2 separate regions of the Homo sapiens genome follow, and region 1 is linked to region 2. Evidence: read pairs that join two places in POLR2A ChIA-PET (ENCODE). Cell type or tissue: K562. All regions are shown on one strand.

Region 1 (5,000 bases), 83 kb after region 2:
AAGACCAGCCTGAGCAACATGGCAAGACCCCATCTCTATTTAAAAAAAAAAAAAAGAAAAAGAATGAAATCCTGTCATTTGCAACAACACAGATGAGCCTGGAGGACATTATGTTAAGTGAAATAAGTCAGGCACAGAAAGACAAATACTTCATGTTCTGACTCATATCTAGGAGCTAAAATAAATTGAGCTCATAGAAATAGAGAGTAGAACTGTTGGTATTAAAAGCTGGAAAGGGGAGGGGAGGGGGAAGACAGGGAGAGGTTGGTTAATACACACAAAGTTACAGCTAGATGGAATAAGTTCTAGGGCTTTGTAACACTATATGCTGAATATGGTTAACAATAATTTAGTGTATATTTTCAAAAAGCTACAAGAGAGGATTTTTAATGTTCACAACACAAAGAAATGATCAATGTTTGAGGTAATGGATATGCTAATTACCCTGATTTGATCGTTACATGTTGTATACATGCACAGAAATATCATTCTGCATTCCATAAATATGTACAATTATGACATGTCAAACAAAAATAAAGGAATAAATATGTAAATAAATAAAGGTAAGGAAACATACCTCAAAAAAGAAAAGTACAGCTAGGTGTTAGATGCAGGCAGTCTGCAGAGACTGCTCTAAAGATAACGCTCTTGGCCTTTTTGTTCCGTTGCTTATGAATGGCACACCAATCAATGAGAATTTCTTACTTCCCTGATTCTAAGAAGATAATTCCTCCCATTAAAAAGAGACCTTAGGAGGAATGATCTTCTTAGAATCAGGGTGCTTGTAATCCCAGCTACTTGGGAGGCTGAGGCAGGAGAATCGCTTGAACCCAGGAGGCAGAGGTTGCAATGAGCTGAGATCATGCCCCTGGCACTCCAGCCTGGGCAACAAGAGTGAAACTCCATCTCAGGAAAAAAAAAAAAAAAAAGAGAGAGAGATCTTGATTTTCATATTCTGAAGCTCACTCCTTGCCTATTTATGGTGCAGGGGGGAAAAAAATTTTCACATCCGGGCTTTGAGAAAGCTCTCAGTGGTTCTCAAGTTTTACCTCGGCTCACAAAGCCCAAAGCCACCACACCTTCAGACCAGGTCATGGAAGGAACAAACCTAGAATGTGTTATGTGAGAAAGACCACTCTTCTGACCCGAATAGATTTTTGTCATATCAACCACATCACTGAGGTTAAAGAAAAGCCTACATCATCACATCAGTTTTTCCAGTTAGGACCTAGAAGGTATGAAATAAATGTTAACTTAAAAAAAAAAGTGTTAAACAGTGCCGTTGGGCTATAATGAAAAGAAAAAAGACTAGGGTAGCCCCGTGTGAAATCCCTGTACTCCTTCCCACTCTATTCTTGTTTCATTCTCCCTGGCCACTCCCATCCCAACCTTCCCATCTTCCTGAGGACTCCTCATGGAGCCCTGACTTTAATGCTCTCTACTGCTGTTGCTCAAAAAGGTTTACTTGTTCTAAAAGTATCCCATGACCCCTTTTCCTAATTTAAATTTCCCTCTTCATCTACTCCATTCTCCCACCAGCCTGGAATTAGAAAAAGGAGACTCCTCTATGAAGTGCTACTTCCTTTCAGTAGACCTTAGACTGGATAAGATGACCTCCAAGTTTCATCCAATTAAAAGTGTATTATTAAACCAACCTATACTAAATAGTGAATCACAATCAACTTGATCTAAAAAATCTCCACACCACCACAGAGTGTCTCTGCTTGCTCCATTCCCAGTGGGGTTGGTTTCTTTGAGTGGTAAAATGCTTATATCGCAGTACTAAGACTCTTGTTCCTTGGCATACAGCTGGTCTGGGGAGAAGAAAACTCAAGCTCCCTTTGTGGAAACTGTCACCTGCTTATGGGTGGAAAATAAAGAAAAGGGGACAAGAAAATGAAGAAGAAGCCACTCTAAGACCACGCTAAAAGCCCTCAGATGCTTAACTGAGGAAGGCCTGGAATGTGGATGTTATCTGTGGCCACAAACCTCTGCAGGTGGACACAAGCAAAAGAAGTCAGCCAACCTTCATCTCCTTTCCTCATCAACTTCCTTGGTTGGAATTGAAGATTTAGGCTGCTCAGCTCCAAAAGAATAATAATAATAATTGCCCTCTCCTTAGGCTATAACAACCCTCACATTCCTCTATCTCTTCTAAATCTGACCTGTTTCCCTTAGAAAATAAAAATAATAAACCTCTAGAGTTCACTTGGCTCAACAGTGGGCACTATTCATCATTGATAAACCTAAGTAATAGCATTGTTAATATGCTTGTATGAAGAAAAGCCATACTATGAAGTAGAGTGAGACAAAAGCATCATTGCTACCACCTCTAACCCCTAACCTGCTCCCAGAAACACCAGTCTCCATGGAGGCCTCTATTCTCCCACCTACAATGGCTCTGATTCAGGCAACTGCATTAAAGGTAAGTGAAACCACATCTTATTCAATTTCAATCTGTCTTATGTTTAATTAATTTTTAAAGAATATACAATTGTTTTCTTTACATATATAAGGTAATTTAACTACAGAATTGACTCAAAGGTTTTCAGGAGCTGACCTGGCACCTAAACACTCATAGTACTATCTCATCACCAAAAATGTTTTAACAATGTACCAACTTTTATATTCAATCCATTTGTATTTAGAATATAGCCCCTGCTTTTATTTCAGGGAAGAAGCTTTGTCCTGGGAGTACCAAATGGCACAAGCCAGGGGCCAGGAAGACAGAGCATGCAAGAACACAGCAAAATGTGCCAGAACCAAAGTCAATAGGTGGCTCTCTAGGACATCAGGAACTTGGGGTTTCAAAACTAACTTATTCTTAATAAACGGCAGTTTATCAGTTGGAATCTTCTTAGGAAACTAGAAAAAATACAAAAATACAGTAGGTAAATATACCTGTAACAAGCCAATACTTAAACATCACTCTGCAGAAAAATGGAGCATACCTAGTCACATTTAAGGCCCCAGCTTCTACAAACAAAAGTGTAGCCAATTAATGTATCTCAAAGGGCAGATTTTTTTTTGACTATTGAAGTCAGGAAAATTCCCCCCCGCTAGAATGGCTCTTATTGGCAGATATTTTCTGAGAGAGGACAGCTGAGTTAATGGAGGCCTGTGGTCATTTTATGTCAATGTCTGGAATAGGTTGTTTCCTCTTCTCATTCTTGCTTTTATTTTTTATTATTATTATTATTTTTTGCCAGTCCCTATGGCTACATCGCACCTGCTACCCCCCAAATACATGCTAATGGCAGTATCTTAAAGGGACAGGAATCACCAGAAAAGAAATGCACATAGTTGGATTTCTTATGCAACTCATTGATTGCATATGCCTGTAGTAATCTTTTTCAACAGAACTTGTCAGGTTAAAATTATAAATGACTTCAAGCTGCTGCTATCCATTTCATTTGGCTATTAGGGTGGTCAGGATGTCTAACTCAGGAAAGATAAAATGACAAAATGTCCCAGGAATCAATAGGTCTTTATTTTGCCTTGATTTTACTGAATAAAATCCACCTATAACTTGACTGCTTGGGGCCAGAGTCTCTTCTGTTTATTCTATTCTTTAAGATCAATTATTAGAGAGAAATCAAACCAAAAAAAGGGATAAAACAGTGTTACCTAGGTACAAATTTAAGCTATAAACTCTGAAGTAGAACATGCTTACTGTGGTTAAAAGATATAAACCACATATAAATTTAGCAACAACTCATCATATTAGATATTGTGACCTTTGGCATCGGCATTTTTCAGTATCATTTCAGATAGCACCAGTAAAGATGGCAGAAGTAATCTAATCCCTTAATGCCCATGTCCCAAACAGAAGTGCACTTCTGAAATAGCCTCAGCAGAAGCCACATCTTTTCACACTTGCTTTTAAGGAACCAAGGCAATCTTTTAAAAGAAATAGTACATCAAGCATGATCAATGGATGAGGAAGAGTTTCAATACCAAGTCAGTGAATTAATAATACCATTGTACGTATCAAAACTCCACTATGAACCCAATCAATATGTATAATGATTATGTGTCAATTCAAAAAATAAAAACTGCAACATACATGCATTGAGAGTGATGTCCTCACAGTTCAGAATGCAGAAAAAGACTAACACTAATCAAAAGACTATTGCTAATCAAAAGACTTTCGGTATCACCCATCTTTAGCAAGAATCACATAAAAATTGGCTTGTTGGGTTTTTTAATGATAGGCCAGCATACTAATTCTTCCTAATATGTGATTTTATTTATGCATTTTATTGATTGATTGAGACAGGGTTTCATTTTGTCACCCAGGCTGAAGTACAGTGGCATGATCTCAGCTCACTACAGCCTCCACCTTCCAGGCTCAAGCAGTCCTCCCACCTCAGCCTCCAGAGTAGCTGGGACTACAGATGTACACCATCACGCCCAGCTAATTTTTGTATTTTTTTGTAGAGACAGGGTTTCACCATATTGTCCAGGCTGGTCTCAAACTTCTGGGCTCAAGGGATCTGCCTGCCCTGGCCTCCCAAAGTGCTGGGATTACAGGTTTGAGTCAGTGAACCTGGCCATAATATGTGTTTTTAAAGTGATCCTCATTCAGGATATGGGATTGCAAGCAATGCGCCTGGCTCCACCACCTTGTAGCACAAAGAAACAGAAACAAGAAGTATAAGACAAACCATGGCTTAAAGGCAGCCACAAAAATGTGAAAAATGAATCACTCAGTTACAAATTGTTTGCCAAATTCCTTCACCTTCATCTTTGAGAAAGAAATGCACTACACAGCTAGTATCACAAAATGTCCTAATGACATGGGATGGGGGAACAAGAGACTGATACTAACTACTACGGTGGTTGCCAGCATTTCAAGCCTGAAAAGAACAAAGCCATTCAGCAAAATTATTTCCGGGCATCAGTTTGAACTATGGGAAGTCACAGTTGTAAGGTAAAGAGAAAAAAAAAGAAAACAAACTGAACACTTCATAATATTTGGAAACTTCTTACCAATCTCA
Region 2 (5,000 bases):
GAAATTGTATTGTCTGAAACTGAAACATTCAAGTTTTTCATTCATCCAGGAACACTATGTAAAACATTATCTATATTGATACCATTTTTAATACTCCTGGAGTTGATAGTCAAAAATAAAAAAGAGTTAAGAAAAGATTCCGAGTCACAAAGGGTTCATAATGTGTTAAGAACTTTAATTTACTTTGCTTGACATCTTAGGATTCAGCTTTTTAGCCTGAGAATTATATCAGTTGAATGTTGGGAATAAATTTATTAAAAATAATACATTTAAGGATGATCAAATTTCCTTATTTAAAATATGAATTAGTCTTTATGGCCTACAGGATTTGTACAGTATTAGACCAGAAGGTGGTTGGATCAGGTTATCTACAACAGTTCCCCTCCCAACCTTGAGATGTAATGGTTTTTATGGATGATTCAAAACTCTATTTGCCACTGAAGTATTAAGAGCTTATACCTCCTCACCACTCATTCAGTAATGACTCCTCAGGACCTTGGGTATAATCCATGTCTAAGGGGCACAGCACAGCTAAACATGTGAGACATTAATTCCAACTTCTTGAATAAAAGACAGCAACTGACGAAGCTAACAGGTTCCTCTCCATATCACGTATTTACCCACAGTGGAAATTTTGTACATTGTTAAACCCTAACGAAAGTTTTTTCAAGAAAGATTCAAGGTAGTAGATGCTAGTCTGAATAAAGTATCATTGGGATATCTATAAATTCTGCATGCTGCTGTTGCAGCCATGAGGTAACCACAGGGGAAACAACCTTAGGATGAAACCACCTTGGAGGATGGCAGAGTGAAGATAAATAAGAGTAATATATCTTAGACCCTGACAAATCATTAATCACCTCTTGAGGCTTGTTGTGTCTGGAGTTCTTGTTTTACAAGATAATGAATTTCTCTATTTTACTTAACAAACAAAAAAACCCAAATTCAACGATTCTATTAAATTTAGTATGTCTTTCTCTAAGTGTATATTTAAACACCTCTAGATTCTCAAGATCAGCACTGTCCCATGGACTTTACTGCAGAGATGGAGACATTCTGTACATAGCTCCACGATCCAATTCGCTAGCCATTAGTAGCATGTGGTTATTAAGCGCTTGAAATGTGGTTCACCTGACTGAGCAACTGAATTTCAAATTTCAGTTAATTGTAACTAATTTAAATTTAAATAACTACAAGTGGCTGATGGCTATCATATAGCACAGAGCAGCTCTACAGTAAAAAGCCTCCAAGCAGTAGATCTCAGACTTGTCTGGTAGATTAAGCTAGTTATTTCTACTGGCCACCTTGCCTACATCTCCAACGGAGCATCCTTTCACTGAAATTGGACTGCACTTCCTTTGCTCATGAGAATAAAATAAAATCTGCTGTAATAGCTCCTAAACACTTTATTGTCACTCATGTCAATATGTACCATTTCAAGCTTTCCTCCTCTCTTGCTAATTTCATAAATTCAAACAAATGAAACATATTTTCATTCAATTAAGTACTTCCACCCTCAAGTTCTCACCCAGAAACCAGTTTTACCATACAGGTTACAGTCAAGATTAATAAATGACCATCACCCACTTTAACTGTCCATGGTATAACATGTGAAGAAAATAACATAACTCATGGCCTCTATGCTTTACAGCTCAAATTTTTTCTAGTTCTCATACTGCCAGGATAGCTTAACAAAATTTCATTATTGCTTCATCTCTTTCTCACCATGCTGAAAGTCTCCAGCAGTGTCAATTATAATATTTTTCAATACCCCAAATACTGTATCTAGTAAAGGGTCATATACAGTTATCAGTAAATATTAAGTGGAATATTAAAGCATTCTCTAAACTTTTTATATCAAACTATAAGAGCTGGTATTACCAAAACCAAAGCAAGAACGCTTGGGCCTCTGAGATAATATGCTAGGCTTCATGTAGGTTTCTAGTGACTATATATTGAACAACTGGATATTCCCTTCCAAATTACATGAATGCTTTAAATAAAACAAGATGAAAGAAAAAAACTACTATTAAATAAAGTTGAGAAAAATCCATCATTAAAGACCACTTACTAGACTGGCTCACCTAGAGGGCACCCAGTTAATTTTTTAAGTGACAACTATAAAAGTACTTGGCAATATTAAAGTAAAATACTCTTACCATCATGTTTAAGAATCATTTGTATTACATTCCCAAAAAATAACTCATTCAGATTTTAGTAATGTAATATGTAAAGGGTAAAATATAAATAGAAAAGTTGAACAGACAATTTTCACGGCTAATTGAAAAAATTAAGTATGATGTGATTATTTCAAACTATAATTCATATTTTTACTCATACTTGGCAAGATAAGTGTTTGTTTTAAAAATTAGTAGAAAATAAAGCCCACAGGAAGTGACAATTAAGAGGTAAATGTGCGGTTTAGCTTCACATTAGTTATTTAGGCATATGTTTTGGGGGTTTTTTTTTCATGTTTGCCACTTTCAAAAAACAATCAATAAAAGGCATGTGAAAATATCTAAATGAACACAGGGGAAATAGTGTCAGAAATCAATACTTCTCTACCAGCATGTTTAACCTGCTGAAATGAAGTGTTAATCACAGAAATAAGATACCATATTACATTTATAAACTAATGAAACTAGAAAAAGCAAAGCGTGTGACACTATAATTAAACAGCTGGAAGACATCCAAGCCTGTGTAAGTTGATAACCCTGGTACAATCTCTGGCAATGAAAAGGCAGGTCTGCAGTGAGTTGATATGGCCAGCTCAGTTGTTAATTGAATAACAGGCAATCTATAAACACTACTAATTGCCTATGTGAAAACCTGTGTACAAGTAGAGAAGCTGCCTAAAGAAGTACTCCAGGAAAAACTACATGGATAAAGCACTCAGCAAATCTTCTGTCTCTCTCAATCCTGTTAAGTCATAGCTTAGTTTTGTCACTGCATCCTTCTGATTAACCTCTACACAGCAGACTTAATGATACATTTTTCAAAAGATCATTTTTCTTCCTAACTCAATATGAAACGCAGAACTATCAATTACCCATTTCAGAAAAGAACAAACAAGTAATCTAGAAAATTCAGCCTGTGAATGGAAAGCTTTCTAAATTGTAAAAGAAGACATGGTCTTATTCCCAACAGGCAAAATGCTTTTCAGAATTGTTCCGACGCATTTTGCAGAAGTGTGGCAGCTGCTGTGAATAGCATGGAGTGTTAAGATTTGACACTTTTTTTTCTTAAGGATATAGCCATTTGGGGAGGCTCAGAAACTGTTGTTGGAATTTTACTTACCCATTTAATAAATCCTTTTAGAATGATTATTTCAACCCTGGTGAATGTAAAACACTTCAAAACTATTGCTCTAGGATCTAAATGAAATTTTATTTTTTAAATCTGTAAAGAAGACTGGCCCAAGGGATTAGTTATGAGACAGGAAACCTCCTCTAGTTTAACATTCAAATTCAAATAAGGTCAGTGCAGAGCAAAGGTCATTGTCATGCTAAAGGTATCTAGCAGCTTCCATGAAATGAATTGATAAGCTTACCACTCCCTAGTGCACATAGTATCCCATCAGGAAACCCAGAACGAACAATCAGAGTACTGCACAATATTTAGAAGCACAAGTATTAGAACCAGACTTACTTATACTCAAATTATGGCTCCAATACTAACTAGCTATAGGCAAAAAGCTTAGGCTGGGCGCGGTGGCTCACACCTGTAATCCCAGCACTTTGGGAGGCCAAGGCGGGTGGATCACGAGGTCAGGAGTTCGAGACCAGCCTGACCAACATGGTGAAACACAGTCTGTACTAAAAATACAAAAATTAGCCGGGTGTGGTGGCGTGTGCCTGTAATCCCAGCTACTCAGGAGGCTGAGGCAGGAGAATTGCTTCAACCCAGGAGGCGGAAGTTGCAGTGAGCCGAGATCACACCACTGCATACCAGCCTGAGCTACAAAGTGAGAATCCATCTCAAAAAAAAAAAAAAAAAAAAAAAAAGCTTAATGTCACTGGGCCTCAGTTTCTTCAACTAGAAAGTGGGACTTATTAAATAAATCTCATAAGGTTGTTAAGGAGGAATCAAAGATCTAACAGGTAATATGCTTGCTTAGCAGTGTCTCACATAAGAAGTGCTCAATAATAGGAAGTTTTTAAAAATGAGGCATATAACTATAAATATTAAAATATGTTTAACAGTAGCATGTAATTGAATAACTGAATGGTGGCTAAAGCTGAGCTTCTCTTTCACATTTCATCAGCCTAGAAGAGAATAGTGGCTTTCACCAAAATTCCTTGAGAAAAAATATGGATTTGACTGGCCTCATTTTAAGATATAGACAAACTTCAGCTAACTGATACTCTTTACTAAGATCAAGCATAATTCCTCAAATATGAATATTTCAGTCAATTAGAAATAAGAATGAAAAGAAGCTATAAAGAATCACTGTTAACTATTTTTTGAAGAGTAAGTTTATAAGTAGAAAAGTTGTGACAGGTGCCGCACACAGGGAAATCAATAAAGTCTAGGAAAGGGCTGTCATTTCTGCTTTTTACCCTGGAGGACTCTTAATCTCAAGATGTCCCCAGATCACCAGGAGGAAGACCTGGTTTGCAATGTTTAGATATTAATTTCAAACACTCTTATCAAACATCAGAATTAACAATAACTATTTGTTAGTTTCACCAATTCGCTGACTACAAAATGGTATGTTAATTGAAAAGACTTTTATGGACCAACCAGGTATGCCAAGTCTTCCATGTATTTATAGGTAGAACATAAGTGATCCAGTCTCCGTTAAAGCCCCACGCTCACTTCACGGGTAGAGATCCCCACCCACAATATGGGCACGGCAGCCTTCTGGAACCCACACCTGCTTCCAGCACATCCAGCTTCTTAGCAGGATAAGGAGTTACATTTCTCATCCTCGCTGCATTTGAACTTTAAGATTTTGGAAACTGTCAACATTGAGTTCTCTGCTCTTGAATTAATTTTAT

The links. ChIA-PET counts read pairs that join two places held together with the same protein. Peaks named below come from ENCODE experiments on the same cell type or tissue, not always from the same donor. Only the 100,000 strongest peaks of a DNase experiment are listed, where the experiment ranks them.
Region 1: POLR2A ChIA-PET joins it to region 2 with 6 read pairs; 4 of 35 experiments call an interaction of 5 or more read pairs at or near these places.

What each region holds. Positions count from the first base shown.
Region 1 is chr2:156,476,704-156,481,703 of GRCh38, reverse strand. The region is part of intron 2 of GPD2 (glycerol-3-phosphate dehydrogenase 2); the gene reads right to left. Among named protein-coding and RNA genes, the nearest start is that of GPD2, 43 kb to the right of the region's middle. In K562, no CTCF peak of the experiment used is centred here; no DNase peak of the experiment used is centred here.
Region 2 is chr2:156,560,045-156,565,044 of GRCh38, reverse strand. All of the region lies in intron 9 of GPD2 (glycerol-3-phosphate dehydrogenase 2), which reads right to left. Among named protein-coding and RNA genes, the nearest start is that of LINC01958, 100 kb to the left of the region's middle. In K562, no CTCF peak of the experiment used is centred here; a DNase peak (open chromatin) is centred at 2,734.